Regions from separate parts of the Homo sapiens genome. Here all the other regions are linked to region 1. Evidence: chromatin loops called from intact Hi-C (ENCODE). Cell type or tissue: endothelial cell of umbilical vein. All regions are shown on one strand.

The links. Hi-C counts contacts between places; a loop is a spot of excess contacts. Peaks named below come from ENCODE experiments on the same cell type or tissue, not always from the same donor. Only the 100,000 strongest peaks of a DNase experiment are listed, where the experiment ranks them.
Region 2: it touches region 1 in a loop (7-fold over the local background); 7 of 110 quality-filtered maps call a loop at or near these places.
Region 3: a loop joins it to region 1, with 11 times the contacts of the local background. A loop is called at or near these places in 4 of 110 quality-filtered maps.

The regions. Positions count from the first base shown.
Region 1 is chr15:39,126,784-39,130,783 of GRCh38, reverse strand. The region is part of intron 1 of LOC105370777 (a long non-coding RNA gene); the gene reads left to right. Among named protein-coding and RNA genes, the nearest start is that of LINC02915, 120 kb to the left of the region's middle. In endothelial cell of umbilical vein, no CTCF peak of the experiment used is centred here; DNase peaks (open chromatin) are centred at 33, 2,363, 2,493 and 3,123; H3K27ac peaks cover 3,903 bases.
Region 2 is chr15:38,826,008-38,830,007 of GRCh38, reverse strand. No RefSeq gene overlaps it. Among named protein-coding and RNA genes, the nearest start is that of LINC02694, 130 kb to the right of the region's middle. In endothelial cell of umbilical vein, no CTCF peak of the experiment used is centred here; DNase peaks (open chromatin) are centred at 707 and 1,647; H3K27ac peaks cover 3,716 bases.
Region 3 is chr15:39,428,609-39,432,608 of GRCh38, reverse strand. No RefSeq gene overlaps it. Among named protein-coding and RNA genes, the nearest start is that of THBS1, 150 kb to the left of the region's middle. In endothelial cell of umbilical vein, no CTCF peak of the experiment used is centred here; DNase peaks (open chromatin) are centred at 1,608 and 2,458; H3K27ac peaks cover 3,925 bases.

The sequences.
Region 1 (4,000 bases):
ACTTCCAGCAACTGGGGGAATGAGTGGCTCAAACCTTAAGGGGCATTTGGGTATCAACAACAATCAACCCCCGTGCCATCTGCATCCAGCTGCTTCCTGTTTCTTCATCCCATCTGGCAGTAGCTGCTCTAGGATTCTTACTAGTCTGTTTTTCCAGGGGAAAAAACTGGTCTCTTGACTATAACTAAAACTTACCTTCTTTACTACCCATTCTAGCTTCTCTGCATTTGGCTCACTCCTCTGCTGGCCCAGTAGCTTATGTAATGGAGAGACTCAGACACTCACTCCTAAGGGGTCCGAGCTCTGGTCACCATGCCCTTCTGGTTGCCCATGTGCTGTCAAATGGGTCAGAGGATAACCAAGAGATTCCCTGTGGATCACTGGGTGCCAAATGTGTTCTTCCCTGACTCCACTGTGATAGAGCAGTCCTGCCTCCTAACAAACAGGCTCATTTACTTCGACTATGGCAGTGATTCCCTTCCTTGTCTGTTGCTTTCTTGGCTAAGAAGCTCAAGGTGACTGGGTGGTTGTTGAACTATAAGGTTTAATAAAACTCATATGTTCCTTGGTGGACGTGTTCCTTCTCTGGGAAACACAGACCCACAAAACCTAGAGTGGTGGTGATGGGAAGCACAGATTACCCAAGTGGGTCACTGGGAGTGAAGGTAAGCAGAGTTACCCTTATTTCTGCTATGCAGTTCCCATATCCATGTATTCTTCCTTTTTGATAATACAGCATCATGCGATGGTCATTGATTTAGGGTACGTACTTCATCGGCAAGCTGGTACCAGAGTTGCACCTTCACAAGGACAGTCCACAGCACTGCCAGGTCAGAAGTCTCTGGGTACTGTAGCATGTGGTAGCTCCAGTGGATCCCATGGTCACTGCTGAACCTCTGATGCTGTAAAGTGGATTCTGCAGTTACGTATATTGCAATACATATCTGCAATTATATGATAGTATATTATGTTGGCTCTCATGTTGTTGGATCACACTCTCTCTAAGCCTTTGAATAACAGTGCTGGCTGAGGCCCTGCAGGGAGGAAAGGCAAAGCTAGTAGCTGGAATATGAGTTAAGTCCAATTAAGCAAAGCAAACCTCTTCCAGGATGAAAGTGATCCAGTGTAGTTAATTCACCAGCATGTGGGTGATTCATCTCACTTAGGGTGCTACCAAACTGGGGACTCCAGTTTGGTCTTTATGGCTGGAATATTAAAAACTTAGTGGCTCTGGAGTTCGAGACCAGCCTGGCCAACATGGCAAAACCTGGTCTCTACTAAAAATACAAAATTAGCCAGGTGTGGTGGCGCACACCTATAGTCTCAGCCAGTCAGGAGGCTGAGACGAGAGAATTGCTTGAGCCCAGGAGGCGGAGGTTGCCGAGATCACACCACTGCACTCCAGTCTGGGCAACAGAGCAAGACTCCATCTAAAAAAAAACGAAACAAACAACCAAACAAAAAACAACTTAGTGGCAGTAATAACCAAATGAGCTTTGGTAAGTGAAATCTCATACTGATGGGCCCAAGCATAGGCTCCACTCTTGTGACCATGGCTATTCTGTTAATACACCTGTTGTACCAGCTGTAGGGTGGACAGTGACAGAATGGCTGATGTCTTCCGGTCAGTACTTCTGCTGAAGTCATATGGAATGTGTACTTTAGTTCTAAAGGGAGACATTGCGGTAGTGCAGAACAGCATCAACTACACCAGATAAGGGATCATAATGGTTTCATGGATTGCATAGTGAGTATGAGAAAAGGGAGGAGGCAAGGATGACTCCTAGGTTTTCCACCTAATTATCATGGTGAATAGTGGAGCCACTCATTAGGTGGAAAGACTGGGGAAGTGTAATTTTGGAAATGGGTGAAAGGGTAAATGGATGGAATTTCAAGAATTTGGTTTAGTGTACATTCAGTTTAGTACACATTTAGTACACAAACATCTTGTGGTCATTTTGCCACTTTTCTGAAGGAGGTAGCATCTTAAAGATCAGTGTCCTAATGGGCGTTTCTTTTCTCCCAGGCTGGAAGAATTGAGACTGGTTGATTTTATTTTAAGCCTTTGTATAGCTCTTTGTGAAGATAACTTAGTACAAATGCTAAACAAGAGAGCATCACCCATTTGTTTGGCCTTTTCAAAATTTACATCCATCTAACTTGATCCAAACAAGCAACTTCTCTTTACCAGGAACCCCATAACTTGCTCACTTGGCACGCAAGGATCTCCTGTAGCCCACAACTGAGTTATTGCCACCACAGAAGGAGGAAGGGGAGGCTTGTTTTTCACTGTAGTGAGTTGGCCTGCTGCATGATTTCAGAGGCTGGGATTCAGCACACAAAGGTTACCTACTGTATTTAACCAGTGAGTGACTCATCAGGACAAGAATGTGGGTAAAGGGCCTCTCAAATGGTGACATTCTGCAGTTCTGCTCTTGTCTCTACAGCTATAGGCTGCAGTTGAAAGAAGAAAGGTGGCTCTTAGTGGACTAAAATAGGGGGCTGCATCACATATATACTCTGTTCATCCAGGCAGTGGCACATGACTTTGTAGGAGTGAAATGCACATTTTCCCAATCTAATTGTTTTCCAGAATCATTCTCTGTGTGGGAAATAAACCTCATCCTCCTGGCCTTAGAATTCTTAACATACTATTTGCTCTCCTAGGAGTTTTGGTACTTCGCCAAACTAATTGCTTATCTCAATGACTAAGGACAATTTAACAATAAAATTTCCTGGACTCTAATGCAGGAATTGCTGACTCATGAGGCCTGGAGAAAAACCCCAGAAACATATACTTTTGAAGGTAAACTTGTTTTTTTAAAGTATAACACACAGAAAAGTTCACAGAATTACATGTGTAAGTTCGAGTAATTGTCATGAAATGTGCATTCTCATTTAACGCTTTTTGTTTCCTATTTTGTAACTATATGTCTATTTCAAGGTCATGTTTTCTTTAGAATCCATATTTTTAAAGATCTCTATGATTCTGCTGCATTAGAGGTTTAAGAAAATCCAGTTTGGAGTATTTGAAATCTGTTAAACAATGTTATATACCAGAAGAAGTATCTCAGGTCTGAGTTAATAATAGTGAGGTTTGGTCCAATGTCAACAATGTCTTTCCTAAAGCACTAAGTGAAAGGGAGGGGAATTAAAAACCAAGGTCTGATATCATGGTCTGTTGAGGACGGATGGGGTAGGTGTAGAGTAAATGAAGAGTAAGTAACGTTGGATTGCTATGTCAAGAACAAAAACTGAGGAAACAGAGCCAAGCAGCTTTCCAGTTTTGGGTTCACAAGCTAAAAGGGGATAGAGCAGAATTTCAGAAAGAGAAGAGACTTGGGCCTTATGGCCTAGGCTATATCTGGGAGTGTCCTCCCTTGACAAGGGTCATCAGGATTAACCCCTCTGCACCCTCCTTGCCTGCTTTGAGAAAGGGAATTTACTCCACTGCTAGTCTATCTGCATTCTTACCATATTTTGGAAAGTTATTCTATTGTTCTATTACAGAGAAATCTTTGGCTAGAATTCAGTGGGATAGGCAGTAAAACATGTTCTTGCTTGGGAATGAAAAAAGACCAACAACAAAACTAGTTTTCCATCCCAGCTTGACCACTTATATTTTTCAATAAATTCCTAATTTTATCCTTTTAAACATAGGTACTGTTACCTTTGGTGCTGCTAAGACCCAAGCTCTGGAGTCAGACTAATAGGGTTCAAATTCTTGCCTGTGATTTTGGGCAAATTGCTTAATATGTTCCTTCATCTGTTAATTAGAAAAAATAATAGGGCCAGGCGTGGTGGCTCATGCCTGTAATCCCAGCACTTTGGGAGGTCGAGGCGGGCGGATCACCTGAGGTCAGGAGTTCGAGACTAGCCTGGCCAACATGGCGAAACCGCGTCTCTACTAAAAATACAAAAATTAGCTAGGCGTGGTGGCAGGCGCCTGTAATCCCAGCTACATGGGAGGCTGAGGCAGGAGAATCACTTGAACCGGGAG
Region 2 (4,000 bases), 300 kb after region 1:
TTGTGACCTCAAGGTAATTTGCCATAACATGATACAGACTGCCCCAGCACTCACTGCCAGTGCCAGAGAAGAAGGATGGCCCCATTTGAACTTGGGAAGTGGCTATTCTGAAGAATTAGAATCTCTTGCCCAGAGCATGTGGCTGAGAGGCAGAATGTGAAGCACCTTATTTATTTCATCTGGGCTTTCTCATGTTTACAGGGAGCTGGCATTTCTCTGTCATTCAAAAGAAGGAAAAAAAAAAAAGTCAACGATTGGTCATTCTATTATCAAAGAAGATAACATTTTATCAACTTTTCTTAGATATCTCACATATTCTTCCTTCCAAAAGCACTTGAAGCTTAATTTAGTCAATGACTGGTCAAAGGGAGAAAAGTGACCATTACAATTTGTCATTCACCCAATAATTGTAATCAAAGTAATAACAGCAATAATAGTAATAGTTAACATTTATTATATACATATTGTGGACAACGTTTTATCGTAAGTACTTTACAGAGAATATCTCATCGTAAATCTTCCAAAAACCCTAGGGGATATTATCCCCATTTTACAGAAGGGAAAATAATCCCCAAGTTTCCTAATAACAGGATATCAGGGAGATTTCAATAGAAGAGTCAAGCCAACAAAAACAAATTCAGCAGACAATGGAAATTCTGTTGGGAAATAACACCCCCAGTGGCTCTATCACTCAGCACCAAGAACACCTCCAATGACTGTATGAGTTTCTAGCAACATGGTAACTTTCAGTTCTCGGAAATGTCCAAACAGAGAGCAAGTCATGTGAAAAGATACTTAAGATTGAGCCACTTTCCATTCCTTGAAAATTTAGATCTATGCTTAAAGTTTGCTTCTAGCCTGTCTATATTAGTAGGAGTTGTATTCATCAAGTTGTTTAGAAGTAGTGTTTGTTTAATCAGGGCTTTTTGATGTACAAAGCACTTTTAATTCATTATCTCATCTGATTATTTTCAATGATGGTGACAAATAGAAGTCTTTGTTGCCATTTTATACATAAAATTGAGGCTTAAAATGTCCTCAAGCCCCAGAACTGGATACCAAAACCCTGTCTTCTGCCTCATGTCCCATCTTATGCTTTCATCTTTCAATAAGATGGAGAAGCGAGATTCGTGCACAGGGTAAAATTTTGTTTCAGCACCACACACTAGATACCCAACTAGATCAAAGGATTAATAAGAGCATGTCACCAGCTGGGGATAGATGTATCAAACAGAGATCGTGGGTTAACTGGTATTCAGATTGGGCCAAACACCTTCAAACTTTACTGCAAACAGTTAACAAAATCACAGTGGAATATAGATGCTTTTTATGTTCCAGAAAACAGTCTTTGGACCACCTCAAAAGAAATTCTGTCAAAGCTGTTTTTCTTCTTTAATCCAGGTTGGCTAGTAGCCAAAGAAACAAGGTCTTCATTGCCCACTTCAGTCCTCAACATTTCAACTGAAAAGGGAAGCTTAGGCATAGTGCTTTATAAAATACCATCGGGTGATTAGGGCTTAGAGACATTTCCTGACGTCTAATGGAGATAAGGAATGAAGGCTCCAGAACCAGTTGAGGTACAATTCACTCCCCTGATAGCTAAGCAGAAAAAGAGCTAACACTGGAGTCACCCAGTTTCCCTCTGGAATGTCCCTCTGAGTTTGAGGAAATTCATGTCATCACCTTCCCACCATTCAATAGTCATGGTTATTAGTGGTATCCAAAGATATTCAGAGTCAAATTTAGGTCACATGGGGCCAAACAATGGAATTCCTGCTCTCAAGGACAGAGGAACACTCTAATTTCATTTTCACGGTCAGCATACACGCAATTTCCACCCCAGACATTTGTTGTCCAAAACACTGCCTAAACTTGAGTGCTATGATGTGAAATATATATCTGAAGTTCTGTGGCCTCTTCAGGGGACTGGGGTGTCACCCTGCTTGGCTTCTCTGATCAAAAAAGACTTTCAGCCCAGAGAACCCCTGGCTTCCAACTTGAGGACAGATCCCTAGAAAAGCCCTGGGCCCCTTTTGGATGTGGTACTGTGTAAGGTGAGAGCTTCATTGGAGTTAGAACTTAGGACTCTGAACACTTCACAGCTCAGATCATGGTTTCTTTGGATCTAGAGCAATTGGGAGAGGTGTAGAGAAGGGGCAAAGGGGACAAATTCAGCTCCTGGAAAGAACTGCCAAGATCTCAGAATAGAGATTTTTTTTTTTAATGCCTCAAGGAAAGCACAAAAAAGAAAGCATTCATCACTTCTGCAAGGAAACCTTCCCTAATTACATTGAAATAAAAATACCCTTCCTCCGGCAACCCCCTCTGCCATTCCCCTTGAGTATCATGTTATGCTGGCAATTTACAATTTCACTGCCAGAGCAAAACACTCCTGTGCAGGTTACTCTCATATATTTGGTTGACATTCAGAATCCTGATATCTCAAAAAGTGATACTGCTTCTGTGAGCCTATCCTGTTACTTATAGATCCATCATGTTCATTTTGGCTTATAAGCCCCAGTGGAGCAGAGATGATACCCATTTTGCTAGTTTAACATATACATCAACACAAATATTCTTACCCTACCTTATAATCTAAATCTCCATTATGTATTTTCTCAAGTGAGTCCAATTAGAAATTATTAGATGATACTGTGTACTTTTTCAAACCCATCAAGCTATTGCTGATCCAAAAGGGAAACAGCTCCCTTCAGCTTCTAGTGAAAAGCCCTTCTGTTAGACAAACTCCCTCTCTATAATTAGCTAACATTTCTTTCAACTTTGGCAGCAAGAACAAATAGGCCACTTCAAACATGAAGAGTTTAAGAAGGTTCCGTGGAAAATGAGCATAGGTGCACATAGCTGTTGGTAGGGATAGTTACTTCTGCACAGCACACAGAATGCTCACATTTGGTCATTTTTATCTGCTAAGAGTAGGCTGAGAACCAAGAAATAAACATGGCATCTGGCCCTGAATTGCAACTATTTTTTGCAATTTGCAATCAAAATACTTTAAAGAACACTTGCTTAAGAGATTGACTGATTCATAATAAAGCATCCGGTTCTCCCACCTGTATAACCAGAGCTGTCAGGAACACACTGCAAATGACAATCCTTTTGCTTCAACACACAATGTCAGATTCTTCCCCCATGCTCTCTTGTCTTCCCTAAAATGCCATGTATGACTGCCATGCCATAAAACCAAGTACCATAATGCCCTGATGCTGCATCCAATTTCTTAACCCCAGGGACCTCCAGGGCATCCAAGCTCATCCAGAGTTTATCAAGATCCATCAGGGAGCAGCAAGCCCCACTAGGGAAGGAGGTGGAGGTAGGGGAGTTACCATCTACTGAGAATGTATCACGCTGCAAAAGCTGGAGTTGTATTATCCCATCAAACGCTCACAAGCACTCCAGGAGTATATATTCTTCATTTTGCGTACGAAAAACTAATGATGAAAAAGTTTAACGAACATGCTAAGCCACATGTTTCAAGTTTGGATCTCAAGTTAAATGCCATGCTCTTTCCACTGCATCACAGGCTCCAATTTTGGAGCATGGGCACAGGGCATGGGAACATGAGAAATTTTAGGAGTTGATTTTTTATCTTAAAAATCAAGAATAAGTCAGCATTGATTTTAAATTTTTCTTACATATAACACTTTGGAAAGAATGTAGAAAACTTAATAAAGGATAGGAACATGGAAGATATGGAATCAGGTAAGAAATTTACTGCAATATTCCAGGAGAGAGTTGATAAGGGCTGGAAATAAGTTGTCTACCAGCTAGGATTCCTTCATTTTGAACAACATAAACAAACGAAAACATCCATTCAAACCCTCTAGCTACTTTGAAAGAGCTTTCATTGGAAGGGTTTGGTGGGCTCACATGATTGACAGAAAGCAGGACAGCCAGGCCTGTGAATGTACCACAACCAAGGAGAGAGACCCTGGTGTAGCAAGACCAGTCTGGTTGGGATGCTTCTGCCACCACCCTGCCC
Region 3 (4,000 bases), 300 kb before region 1:
AAGCACAGACCCAGGTCTTAAAATAAATAAGCTCATTCAAAAGAAATCAAGCTACAATTAAGTGAAGACATATTACAAATTTAAGAACATCACCATCGCACTAGCAGCACATTAAGGCCACCAGTGCTCAAGGATCTTGGCTATCCCATTGCTTTGACATTGATGTATAGGCTAAGAATGTTGACTAAATTAACAGACTTTTTAAAAAGTATCTTTTAATGTAGGATGCTATTAATACTTCCACTGAGCTTGTAAAAGATCCCTGGGGTGCTGATCCTGAGAATCTATTAATGGAAGTGCACACATGAAATGACTTGCTTCCTTTATGTAGATGCTTACTCAAGAAGATGTTGGACACTGGGGACGTTTTGTGACCAGGAAAATACAGTCATCTGAAAAGACTGGCAGAGAATACTGCCTGGAGGGGGATGTGCTCCTTGTCTGACTCCTTTGAAGATCAAAAAGATAGAGGGAGGATTGGGAGAGGGCTGAGCAGGAGAGAGCAGGAAGGAGACACACTGAGCTGGTACACATCATGGGATGAAGGCCAGGAGAAACCAGGCTGCAATAAGTTAGGAGTCTACAGAGAGGGAGATATGAGAGCCATTTTGTGAAACTTTCCCCTAAGAATGGAATCATGCTTTGTGAGGTAAACTAATGGGGGGATAACATAGGTTTAATGGGGGACCTTTCAAGGACCTCTTGACTTGGTGCACCTATTCATCTCATCAGTGATTATTCTGTGCCCAAGACACCATAGTGTCCTGGATTTACAAAAGATAGGCATGAGACTGTCTCTGCTTTTGTAGAATCAACAATACCTCTGAAGGACCAAACCTATGCAGAGACATGCTCAATTTCATTTATCTAGTGATGGAACTTCATGGAAAGATGGCTAATGCAACATAACATACACTACATGAAGGATGAATCAGACTTCCAAAACTATAGTCTAATTCACTCCTTGAAAATATTCTTTTTCTTTCTTTTTTTTTTTTTTTTCCTGTGGCCCAGGCTGGAGTGCAGTGGTGCAATCATACTTTTGTAGTAAAGTGTCCCTGTGGTTTTGGAATGAGAAATGAGACGTTTATTTTCCTCAACTCACTGCAGCCTCAACCTCCTGGGCTCAAGCTATCCTCAGGCATGTACCACCATGTCTGGATAATTTTCTTTTTCTTTTTCTTTTTTGTAGAAGTGGGGGTCTCACTATGTTGCCCAGGCTAGTGTTGAACCCCTGGTCTCAAATGTTCCTCATGCCTTGGCCTCCCAAAGTGCTGGAATTACAGGCATGAGCCACTGTGCCTGGCCAAAATATTTTTCTTAAACAATGAGTTCTTTTTCATATTACCATGAATTTAAAATTTCTCTGAAATGACCAAAGACCACTTTTTGTTTTCAAAAGATATACAGTACATCCAGGGAGCTGGCTTCCAAGTTTCTTTTTTCTTTGCTGTTAAAGGCAACAATGGAATAAGACTTCAGAAGGTCTCTGTGCTCAGGATGGTGAATGATGTAGGAAATAGCTCCGTACTAGGGACTCTGGGGCAACCAAAACATTGGTACATTGCTTGTCTAGCCTAAACCAGTGGGAACTATTCTCTGGATGCTTTTCCCCTTACGTTTTCCCCTTTATTGCCCTCATGGACAAACTCATACATTGATTTATTCAACATATATTTTGACCTCCACCTATGTGTTAGGCACAGTATCAGGCACTGGGCACCCCATTACATACAGGTCCAAGCAGTCCCTGCCCTCAAGGAGGTTAATATCTAGCCAGAGAGACAACATTATTAGTTTAATAATAATTATACACGTTTTTGTTGTGTAATATTACTGCTTAAAGATTACAATTAGCTCAATTATAAGATAATTTACAAAATGCCCAACGACTAATGAATATGGGTAGTCATTGTCCAAATAGCTGTGCACACATCATCATTTAATTATAGTACTGAAGACAGCTGCACTGGCAAAGTGCAGGGTGTGATGAGAGTGGGTAATGGGGCAACCTGCCCTAGCCGCAGGGGCTGGGGAAAGCTTTCCTGAGGAAGTGGCTGTTAGCAAAAGACTGGGAGAGGGAATAAAAGTTGGCCCGGGAAGAGGAAGTAGAGAGGAAGGACAGAAAATGGTCCAGGCAGAGGCAACAGGACAAGAAAAGGCCCTGGGGCCTTTGAAACCCAGTTCCACTCTTGATCTGCAAACCTTTTTAGGGATACTACAAACTAGTCCCCTTACACTTTTCAAACAAAGAGAGTTCACAGTGCTTTCAGTTGCCCACTTTTATATGCTATCAACAAATTCCTAGCTCCCCCCATTTTCTCCATTTCCTCTGTCCTCAGTCTTCCCCCCACAGTGTTCAGTTACACAAAAGGGCCTACGTGTTTACCAGCCTCTTTCATGACCCTGATCAACAAGCTTTGGTGGAAGACATCTGCGTCTAGACAAAAGATTGGTTAGTCTTTGTGAAAGTAAATGTTCCACGTCTGACTCAACCTGACCAAGAGCCAAGAAAAGGATGATAAGGCTGATGGAAAAGATTTTCTTAATGAATGGCAGTAAAAAACAGCCCAAAGGTGAAGGCAAGAAACAGCCTTGGTGTTTCCTGGGGCTCCTGGCCCCAGACAGGCTCTTGAAAGCACTCAAGGATAAGAGGTAGGAAGGTTATTTCATTTCCTCTCTGCCTCTTTCTATTTTAACACTTTCCTCCCTCTCACGCTAATCTCTATTCCCCACACCTCATGCTCAAAACAGTCACCCTTTAGGTTTTGGGGGGTAAGTATTACCCCTTTCAAGTGGGTTAAAATGTCTGGAATGGAGATTATTAAAGCTAACTTTCCTGGTTATACCTTTTTTTTTTTTTTTTTTAAACTCTTTCAACTTCAGTATCTTGGAAAGTTGAGCCTATCATATCACCAGGAGGATTGAGAGTTTAAACAACAATTACAAATTACGTGGAAAGTTGGAAAAAGAAGAGAGTTCCCTCTATTCTTCCCTGGCATCTCTGGGTGGCTGTTGTCCATGCTGGAGGAGTTGTCACCTTATGTGCCCTTGAGGGACCTCCCCTCAGGAATCAGCAGTGGGATAACCTTGCAGGTGTTTTTTGTTTTTTCCCAGAAATAAGAGACGTAAGCAAGGTTTAAATTCATAGCCAAGTAACATAATTTGCTGTCAAATTTAATGAGAAAAATTTAAAAATTAAAGCCACATCTAATTTTTAAAATACATGATTATGTACTGAGCTCTTTCAACACAGAATCTTACATAGGTCTTCTTTCCTTTTACAATGATCCTTGTAAGGTAAGTCACACAACTGTTTATTTTACAGAAAGGAATCTGAGGCTCAAAGAAATTAAGTCTCTGGCTCAAGATCATAACTAGTAAGTGGCAGAACCGGGATTTGACAGGTGTTTTGATTTTAGGTCCAATGATCTCTTTGTTACACTCACTTCCTCACCTGTGGGCTGTGAGGGACTTTGTTGCTTAAATAAGCTAGGGCTCCAAGAACCCAAGCTTCTAGGATAAATAATAACCCAACCAATGCAGGGTGTCCACTATGATTCACCGTGGCGTCCTTACGTATTTTGGAAGACAGCAGTATTTGAAGGATAAGATTTTTTTTTTTCCTCTAGGATCCTCTAGGAAGGCAACTCAGGTCCTATAAAGAAGCTGCTGATTTTCACCCAGTGGCTGGGAATTTGATGGGTCCCCCTAAGATCTGCAAAGGGATGAAACTGGAACTTATTCTCCAGTTCTATGTCTAGGGTGGGTGGAGATCGATATTTTGGGAGAAAAATGGGAGCATAATGTAGAGGAGAGCCCCTGAAGGTTTGGGTTCCTTGTGCTGAGACCTAACATCCTACAACATCTCCTTTGCAACTGGGAGTGCTTTGGAATGTTTAAAAACACGTGCTTGAGTTGAGCAGTGGAGGCTCAGAGGACACTCTTGCATGAGGTGGAAAGGCTCAAAGTCCTGGCCTTCCTTCTCCTTGTCTCTTGA